Linked DNA regions of Homo sapiens: region 2 is linked to region 1. Evidence: read pairs that join two places in POLR2A ChIA-PET (ENCODE). Cell type or tissue: Caco-2. All regions are shown on one strand. Region 1 overlaps CAMK1D (calcium/calmodulin dependent protein kinase ID). Region 2 overlaps OPTN (optineurin).

Region 1 (4,000 bases):
CATACACACAGTACTTAATGTGTTGAAAGCACCGTGCTAGCTTATCAAGGGCCTACCTGTGACGAAGATATTACAATTCCTATTCTTGCAGTGAGACGACCTAGGCACAGACATGGTTCATTAACTTGCTGAATACCACAGAGCCAGGATTTTGAGATTCTAAACTCCTTCTCCTTCTCCCCACTCCTTCTGACAGAACCTGCAACTTGGGCAAAGCTCTGCTGAACCAGAAGGGGTGGGGGCAAGCTGCCAGCAAACAAAATCAGAAATTTGGAGAAACAGACTCCCAAGCTGGAGTCTCTCAAGCAAAGCAAATGAAGAGTTTTCTAAGAGGAGAAATTGCTGGGGCTAGGAGCGCTGATTCTTCGAGAGGAAGGAGCTATTCTGCAGAATAAAAATAAGGACATCTGTCAGTTTCTGTCTTCCAAAAGGGGAGCTTCGTAGAACATGACATTACAAGTTTTTTCCTTCTCATTAAAGTCACAGAATGTGAGATGCTGGTGCTATCAGAAATCAGCAATTGTGCGAGCAGAGCTACAAGAGTTTCCATGTAGAATTCCAGGCGCATAGAAGCTTCCCCTTGAACTCCAGAGACACAAAAAGAATTCCCAAACAAACAAACAAAAAATATATATATATATCCACTTAGTCATTTGATTGTTAAATAACAATCTGTTTCCAGAAGCATTATCATGAGAAGCATCTAAGGGCTTACATTATCAAGCAATTAAAGCAACAGTATGCAAATCAATATCACTAAACAAATAAAAGACACCGAAAAACAAAATGTTAATTATAAAGTAGATAAACATTAGGCTCTCCTTGAAAACAAGGTTACACGTGATTGTGTGCTAGAGAAAATGCAGACGAAAATGCTCCTGAGGCTTCCTTGGGTTTGGGGGGAAAAATTAAATTTAAAAAAAAAATTTAAGCAAGGATGAGCTTAAAGCCCTTTCTGGTTCTGATTAGGTTTGTTTGTTTGCTTGTTTTGAGACAGAGTCTTGCTCTGTCGCCCAAGCTGGAGTGCGATGGCGTGATCTTGGCTCCCTGCAACCTCCGCCTCGCGGGTTCAAGTGATTCTCCTGCCTCAGCCTCCCGAGTAGCTGGGATTACAGGCGCCCACCACCATGCCCGGCTAAGTTTTATATTTTTAGTAGACACAGGGTTTCACCATGTTGATCAGGCTGGTCTTGAACGCCTGACCTCGGTGATCCACCCGCTTTGGCCTCCCAAAGAGCTGGGATTACAGGCGTGAGCCACTGCACCCGGCCTGATTAGGTCTTTTTAAAAGCTTCTCTATATTGCTAAAGCAGGAAAATAGAAAGGGGACTTTCTCTTTCTGAGGCGGGAGGTCCTGTACATCACTGCCCACTGAATGAATTCACATACACATTCAAATGGATACTGATCACTTTCCACGGCCCAGGAATGAGCTATGTATTGAAGCCAAAGCAGGAACCAGAGGAATGAGGTTCCCGCCCTCACGAAGACGACATTCCAAGAGGAGAAAGGAAGACAGCAAGCCAGGCAGAGCCACCGCTGACTGTGACAAGGATGCGGAGAGAAGTGGGGGGATGAGAGGGACACCAACGGGGACTACGGAGGTGAACGCCTTTCCACCCTCCCAGAGGAAGATGGGGAACCTCACCCCCTCGCTCACTCCCACTGTTCTTCCACATTTATAGATTTGGTGATACAAAATGAGGGGCAGACAGGTGGGGCTGCACAGCCTACGTGGGATGCAATCGGCCAGCCCTGCAGCAGACACGATTGCACTCTGGGGCTATGGCTATGACTAAAACCCTCAGGATGTCTAAGGAGACTCCAGCCAGCAGGCTACTCTGAGGCGGCATCCAACTGAGGGTGCAGTGCTGCAGGAGCTCACAAAGGGGGAGGCTGGCCAGGGTCGGGGGCCAAGGGAAGGCTTCCGGATGGAGAGGAAGAACAAGCAGGATTTATCCAAGGAAAGAGAGTGAGGGGTGACGGGAACGGAGTTCTCCATGCAGAGGGAAAAGCCTCTGTAAAAGGCCCGAGGTGGTAGAGAGCTTAGTGCAATGGGAACAGCAGGTGGTTTAGTGAGGTATGATTATAAAAGGATGGGGAGAGGAGGCGGAGGCTGGGTAGATGTGGAGGGATACAGTAAAGAACAGCTAGCGTGAATAGCAAGCAGGCTTAGAGTATGGACTTTATCCAGACCACGCCCAGCTGCTAAAGAGACCTGGGAGGGCCAGGCAGTGGAAGCTGTGGTTCTGCACACGAGGCAAACAGAAACATCTGCTAGAAGCCTGGCCCCTCCCACCCCCTAGCCCTTTTCATTGTACTTCCAGTCAAAGAGTGAGTTGTTACTGGGGTGGAGAGAGGGCTTCTAGCAAACCCAGAAGATGGCCTCCCCTTCTCTGAGGCCCCTCCTAATACAAGGATATCGGAATCCCCCCGTCCTCCACCATTCAGCTGCCTGTGGTCACTAGAGGCACAGGTCAGGGTGGGGATAGGATGAGGCTACCGGGCCGGGCTGTGGATAGGATGAGGCTACAAGGCTGGACATCGGTGGCCTGCCTCTGCTTGCTGAGATGAGAAGCCAGCTTGTGCCTCTGCAGCGCTTTCTTTCTCATTTGCATGCCAAACTAGAGAAAGAACACGTCTCCTTCCCTTCTCCACCATATGGTTGGTGTTCCCATCTGAGTGAGCCGCCTCAATATAGCACCACAGCCTCACAAAGGCTAAAGGAGTCACGGATGCTCTCCTGCCAATTCCTCACCATGTTCTTCAACAGACTGTATCTTCTAAGAATAAAAGAGATTACTAATATTTGCACAATTGTATGCTTACTTCCCACCCCCGCCCTCCCAAAATCAGGACATCTTTACATTAGCAAATCCAGTAGCACTACCACCAGGAATTCTGCCTGGGACCTTGGGAAATATTTGGCATTTCTGCAACCTGCCTCTATACACCCTGCTGGCCACAGATGAGATAAAGAAGTGAATGGATGTCATACGTCCATGCGTTTGCATTAAAGAAAGACGCAGAGGCTGTCTTCAACAGGCAGGAAGGTAATCGCAACACTGAAGGGACCTACTTCCTTCTGTGAGAGTTGAGAACAAACGCATGACTTTCGAGAGAGGGAGAATGTTCTAGAAGTATCTACAGTAGTCGTATTTTAGAAATATAGGTTTCCAAATTATCTTCAGAAATAAAGTATGGACGTGGCGCAGTGGCTCACACCTGTAATCCCGGCACTTTGGGAGGCTGAGGCGGGTGGATCACATGAGGCAAGGAGTTCAAGATCAGCCTGGCCAACATGGTGAAACCCCGTCTCTACTAAAAATACAACAATTAGCCGGGCATGGTGGTGCACATCTATAATCCCAACTACTTGGGAGGCTGTGGCAGGAGAATGGCTTGAGCCCGGGAGGTGGAGGTTGCAGTGAGCTGAGATGAAGGCACTGTACTCCAGCCTGGATGAGAGAGAGAGACTGTATCAAAAAAATAAAAATAAAAAGTATGGTCTTAATTCTGAGTTGCTTTTACAGATGCCTGTTCTTTTGGTGCTCGGTGGCTCCTCAGATTTCCTGAGCAAGAACACTGAAGTACACAGGAAGCATGTCCAATATTCAGAGAAAATGTGAACAGTATTCTGTTCTGTGCTGAAAACAGTTACTGACAGAAGGCAAGATGCCAGAATCAAAACTTCTAACTGAAAATCACTGTGGAACAACAGAAAAAGCCTCAGCTTTGGAGGAAGCTGGGTCCAAATGCCCATTCCGACATCTGCTGGCTGTATAACTTCAAACAAGTTATTCAACCCCTCTCAGTCTGTTTCCTCATTGGCGAAAACTGCATATAAGGCCAGGCACAGTGGCTCAGGCCTACAATCCCAGCACTTTGGGAGGCTGAGGTGGGAGAAACGCTTGATCCCAGGAGTTTGAGGCCAGCCTGGGCAACAGAGTGAGACTGCGTCACTACAAAAAATACAAAAAATAGCCTGGTGTGGTGGCAC
Region 2 (4,000 bases), 480 kb before region 1:
AAATGCCTTTCACGTGGGCCCCTATGGCTATCAACCTTCACGGCTTCATTAACTTCCGAAAGCTGAAGACTCTCTGCAGACTCGAAGGCACCTCTCTCAATTACCAGACAACACTGAACAAGACAACAGTGAACCTTTTCCTTTCAAACTACTTTATTCAAACCAGTAATGGGATAGAACCCAAATCTTTCAATTCTCCCTCAAGTTTCTAAGTCATATCCTCAAATGATCTCATTATAAAGTGGACAACATTCCTTTTCCTACAGTAGGCTTGTTCATTGAAGGACCGAGGAGAAGAAATCAGTCAAGAAGAGACATAGGAAATCGTTTTGTAGAATACTGATAGAAATACATCTTGCAGCTGGGCGCAGTGGCTCATATCTGTAATCCCAGCACTCTGGGAGGCCGAGGTGGGAGGATCACGAGGTCAAGAGATCAAGACCATCCTGGCCAACATGGTGAAACCCTGTCTGTATTAAAAATACAAAAATTAGCCAGGCGTGGTGACGGGCACCTGTAATCCCAGCTACTTGGGAGGCTGAGGCAGGAGAACTGCTTGAACCTGGGAGGCGGAGGTTGCAGTGAGCTGAGATCGTGCCACTGCACTCCAGCCTGGCGACAGAGTGAGACTCCATCTCCAACAACAACAACAAAAAAGAAATACATCTCGCTACAATTGACACAGAGCAGGACAAGGACATATAAAAGGAATAGATAGATAATATTCAATATCAACATGATTTCTATATTTCTAAAGCAAATAACCCATCACAAGATTTGAATTCAGTGGCTGGACTACTCTCGTGTGTGTGGGTGTGGTAGTGGCCGTGGAATCTTAGGACTCACAGTCTCCGGGCCTTTCTCTTCATCATTCTCTTTCTCTGTGCTCCCCTCTGTCTGGGTTTCAATCTCAGAACGATTACTTGTTTTCTTTTCAAAATCTGAAACTCTGGAAAATCACAGAAGATAGAAAAGTTACTTTCTCTTTGGCTTTAAGAGAAATAGCAATTATTACAGAAGTACTAAAAAGAACATTGTTTACAATTGGGATAAAGGATCAGGGGTTTTCAAAATCTCTACACATTCACTATATTAGCATTAGTTTTATTTTTCATCCTAAAATTGGCTAGAATTGATTCACAGACAAATACACACAGAGGTAAAAGGCAAGTGAAACTCATCTTGAACACCATTTGTTTCCATGCAACTGTCCTATGCAGCAATGTTTTTGAAATTGTTTGTGTTTACACATGTGGATGCATGTGTGTTCCATGAACATGGTATCTCATTCATAAGAATTCATTAGAGAAGGAAAGACTTTTCCTTTTAGGACACAGCTAAGTTTAAAAGTCACCGAATAAACGACAACAAAAAAAGTAACACCATTCTTAACACCAAATCATAACCACAGGAAAGCCGTCCCAATCCAAATGAAACAAGAGACTGTGGTTAAAGATAATGGGTTGAACAGATGCATGCAATTTTTTTCCCAGCCCAAACTCTACTAAAAGGACCTTCAAAAAGCCATGTGCCTACAGGAACAAAGAAAAAGGGAGAGGAAATAATAGTAGGAAAATTTGGCAGTACAGGTCTGAGTGGGGCCTTACCAGCCCAAGAAGGCCGACCTTTGAGCCAACAGTAGGGACAGCCAAGAAGCAACCAGATTCACACTGTGGGAACTCCAGGACACTCAAGCATGAGTGACACCAGGAACCTCTGAAGTGATGACAAAGGTGGGGCCTTAGCTTTCCCCCTAAGATTAGGAACAAGACAAGGATGCCTGCTCTCTCCATTTCTATGTAACACTTTTTTTTTTTTTTTTTTTTTTTTTTTACAGGATAATCAGGCAAGAAAAAGAAATAAAAGGCATTCAGACTGGAAAAGAAGCAGCAAGACTATCTCTGCGATGACACAATCCTGGAGATAGCAATTCTCCCCAAATCATTTGGGGATACAATGCAATCCCTAGTAAGATCCCAGCTGGCTTTTTTCACAAATTAACAAGCTGATCCTAAAATTCTTACGCAACAGCAAAGAACCCAGAAGAGCCAACAGTCTTTAAAAAGAAGAACAAAGTTGGAAGGCACTATCTCTCGAGTGCAATTTCAAGTCTCTCCACCTTCTGATTCCCTTCCCTTAGCCACAGCAGGAGCTGGCTCACAGTTAACTCCTTCCTCATATGGTTAGGCTTTGTTGTCCCCACCCAGATCTCATCTTGAATTGTAATCCCCATAATCCCCATGTGTCAAGGGAGAGACCAGGTGGAGGTAATTGAATCACGGGGGCAGTTTCCTCCATGCTGTTCTCGTGATAGTGAGTGAGTTCTCATGAGATCTGATGGTTTTCTAAGTGTGTGGTAGTGCCTCCTGCGTTCCTTCTCCTTTCTGCCACCTTGTGAAGAAGGTGCCTTGCTTCCCCTTCGCTTTCCGCCAGGATTTGTTAGGTTTCCCAAGGCCTCCCTAGCCATGCTGAACTGTGAGTCAGTTAAACCTCTTTCTTTTATAAATTACCCAGTCTCAGGCGGTTCTTCATATAAGTATGAAAACGGGCTAATACACTTCCTGATTTCAAAACTTACTACAAAGCTATAGTACTCAAGACATTGTGGTACTGGCGTAAGGACAAACATAGATCAATGAAACAGAACTGAGAGTCTAATGAAGTTGAACTCCTATATCACAACATACACAGAAACAAACTCAAAATGGACCACAGGCTTAAATGTCAGAGATGAAACTACAAAATTCTTTTTTTTTTTTTTTTGAGACAGAGTCTCACTCTGTCACCCAGGCTGGAGTGCGGTGGCCAACTGTAATTTTGGCCACCGCGCCAGGCCAAAACTACAAAATTCTTAGGAGAAAAACATAGGAGTAAATCTTTGTGACCTTGGGTTAGGCAACGGTTTCTCAGATGGGACATCAAAAGCACAGGTGACAAAAGAAAAAGGAGATAAACTGTATTACATCAAAATAAAAACAAATGTGCTGCAAATGATACCATCAAGGGAAAAGACGATCCACAGAATGGGAGAAAATAGTTGCAGATCAGCCGGGCGCGGTGGCTCACGCCTGTAATCCCAGCGCTTTGGGAGGCTGAGGCGGGCAGATCACGAGGTCAGGAGATCGAGACCATCCTGGCTAACATGGTGAAACCCCGTCTCTACTAAAAATACAAAAAAAAAAAATTAGCCGGGCGTGGTGGCGGGCGCCTGTAGTCCCGGCTACTCGGGAGACTGAGGCAGGAGAATGGCGTGAACCCGGGAGGCGGAGCTTGCAGTGAGCCGAGATTGCGCCACTGCACTCCAGCCTGGGTGACAGAACGAGACTCCGTCTCAAAAAAAAAAAAAAAAAAAGAAAGAAAATAGTTGCAGATCATATATTTAATAAGGGTCTTGTATCCAGAATGTAAAATGAACTCTTATAATTCAACATAAAAAGACAAATAACCCAATTTTTAAAAATGGGCAAAGGCTCTGAATAGACTTTTCTCCAAATCAAACAAACGGTCAACATGAAAAGATGCTCAACATCGCTGTCACTAGGGAAATACAAATCAGAACTATGAGATACCAATTCACATCCACTAGGATGGCTGAAGTCAAAGTGAAAACAGTAAGAAACAAGTGTTGGTATGGACGTGGAGAAAGTGGAATGCTCATGCACTGCTGGTGGGAATGCAAAATGGCGCAGCTGCTTTGGAAAATGATTTGCTGGTTCCTTAGAATATGAAATAGCGATACCGTATGACCCAGCAATTCCACCCATAACGATATACCCCAGAGAATTAAAAACACATATCCCAGTAAAAACTTGTACACACTGTTCATAGCAGCATTATTCCTAATAGGTAAAAAGTGGCAACAACTCTAATGTTTATCAACTGATGAATGAATAAACAAAATGTTGTATATATAGACAATGGAAGGTTATTCAGCAAGGAAAAGGAAGTACTGATACATGCTACGTTGTAGATGAACCTCAAAAACATTATGCTACGTGAA

Evidence for each region. ChIA-PET counts read pairs that join two places held together with the same protein. Peaks named below come from ENCODE experiments on the same cell type or tissue, not always from the same donor. Only the 100,000 strongest peaks of a DNase experiment are listed, where the experiment ranks them.
Region 2: POLR2A ChIA-PET joins it to region 1 with 5 read pairs; 2 of 35 experiments call an interaction of 5 or more read pairs at or near these places.

The regions. Positions count from the first base shown.
Region 1 is chr10:12,636,475-12,640,474 of GRCh38, reverse strand. All of the region lies in intron 2 of CAMK1D (calcium/calmodulin dependent protein kinase ID), which reads right to left. Among named protein-coding and RNA genes, the nearest start is that of MIR4481, 15 kb to the left of the region's middle. RefSeq lists an enhancer at 1,245-1,745. In Caco-2, no CTCF peak of the experiment used is centred here; a DNase peak (open chromatin) is centred at 2,224.
Region 2 is chr10:13,119,334-13,123,333 of GRCh38, reverse strand. It overlaps OPTN (optineurin), which reads right to left. Exons shown (of 15, transcript NM_001008212.2): 8 at 847-949. Among named protein-coding and RNA genes, the nearest start is that of OPTN, 21 kb to the right of the region's middle. In Caco-2, no CTCF peak of the experiment used is centred here; no DNase peak of the experiment used is centred here.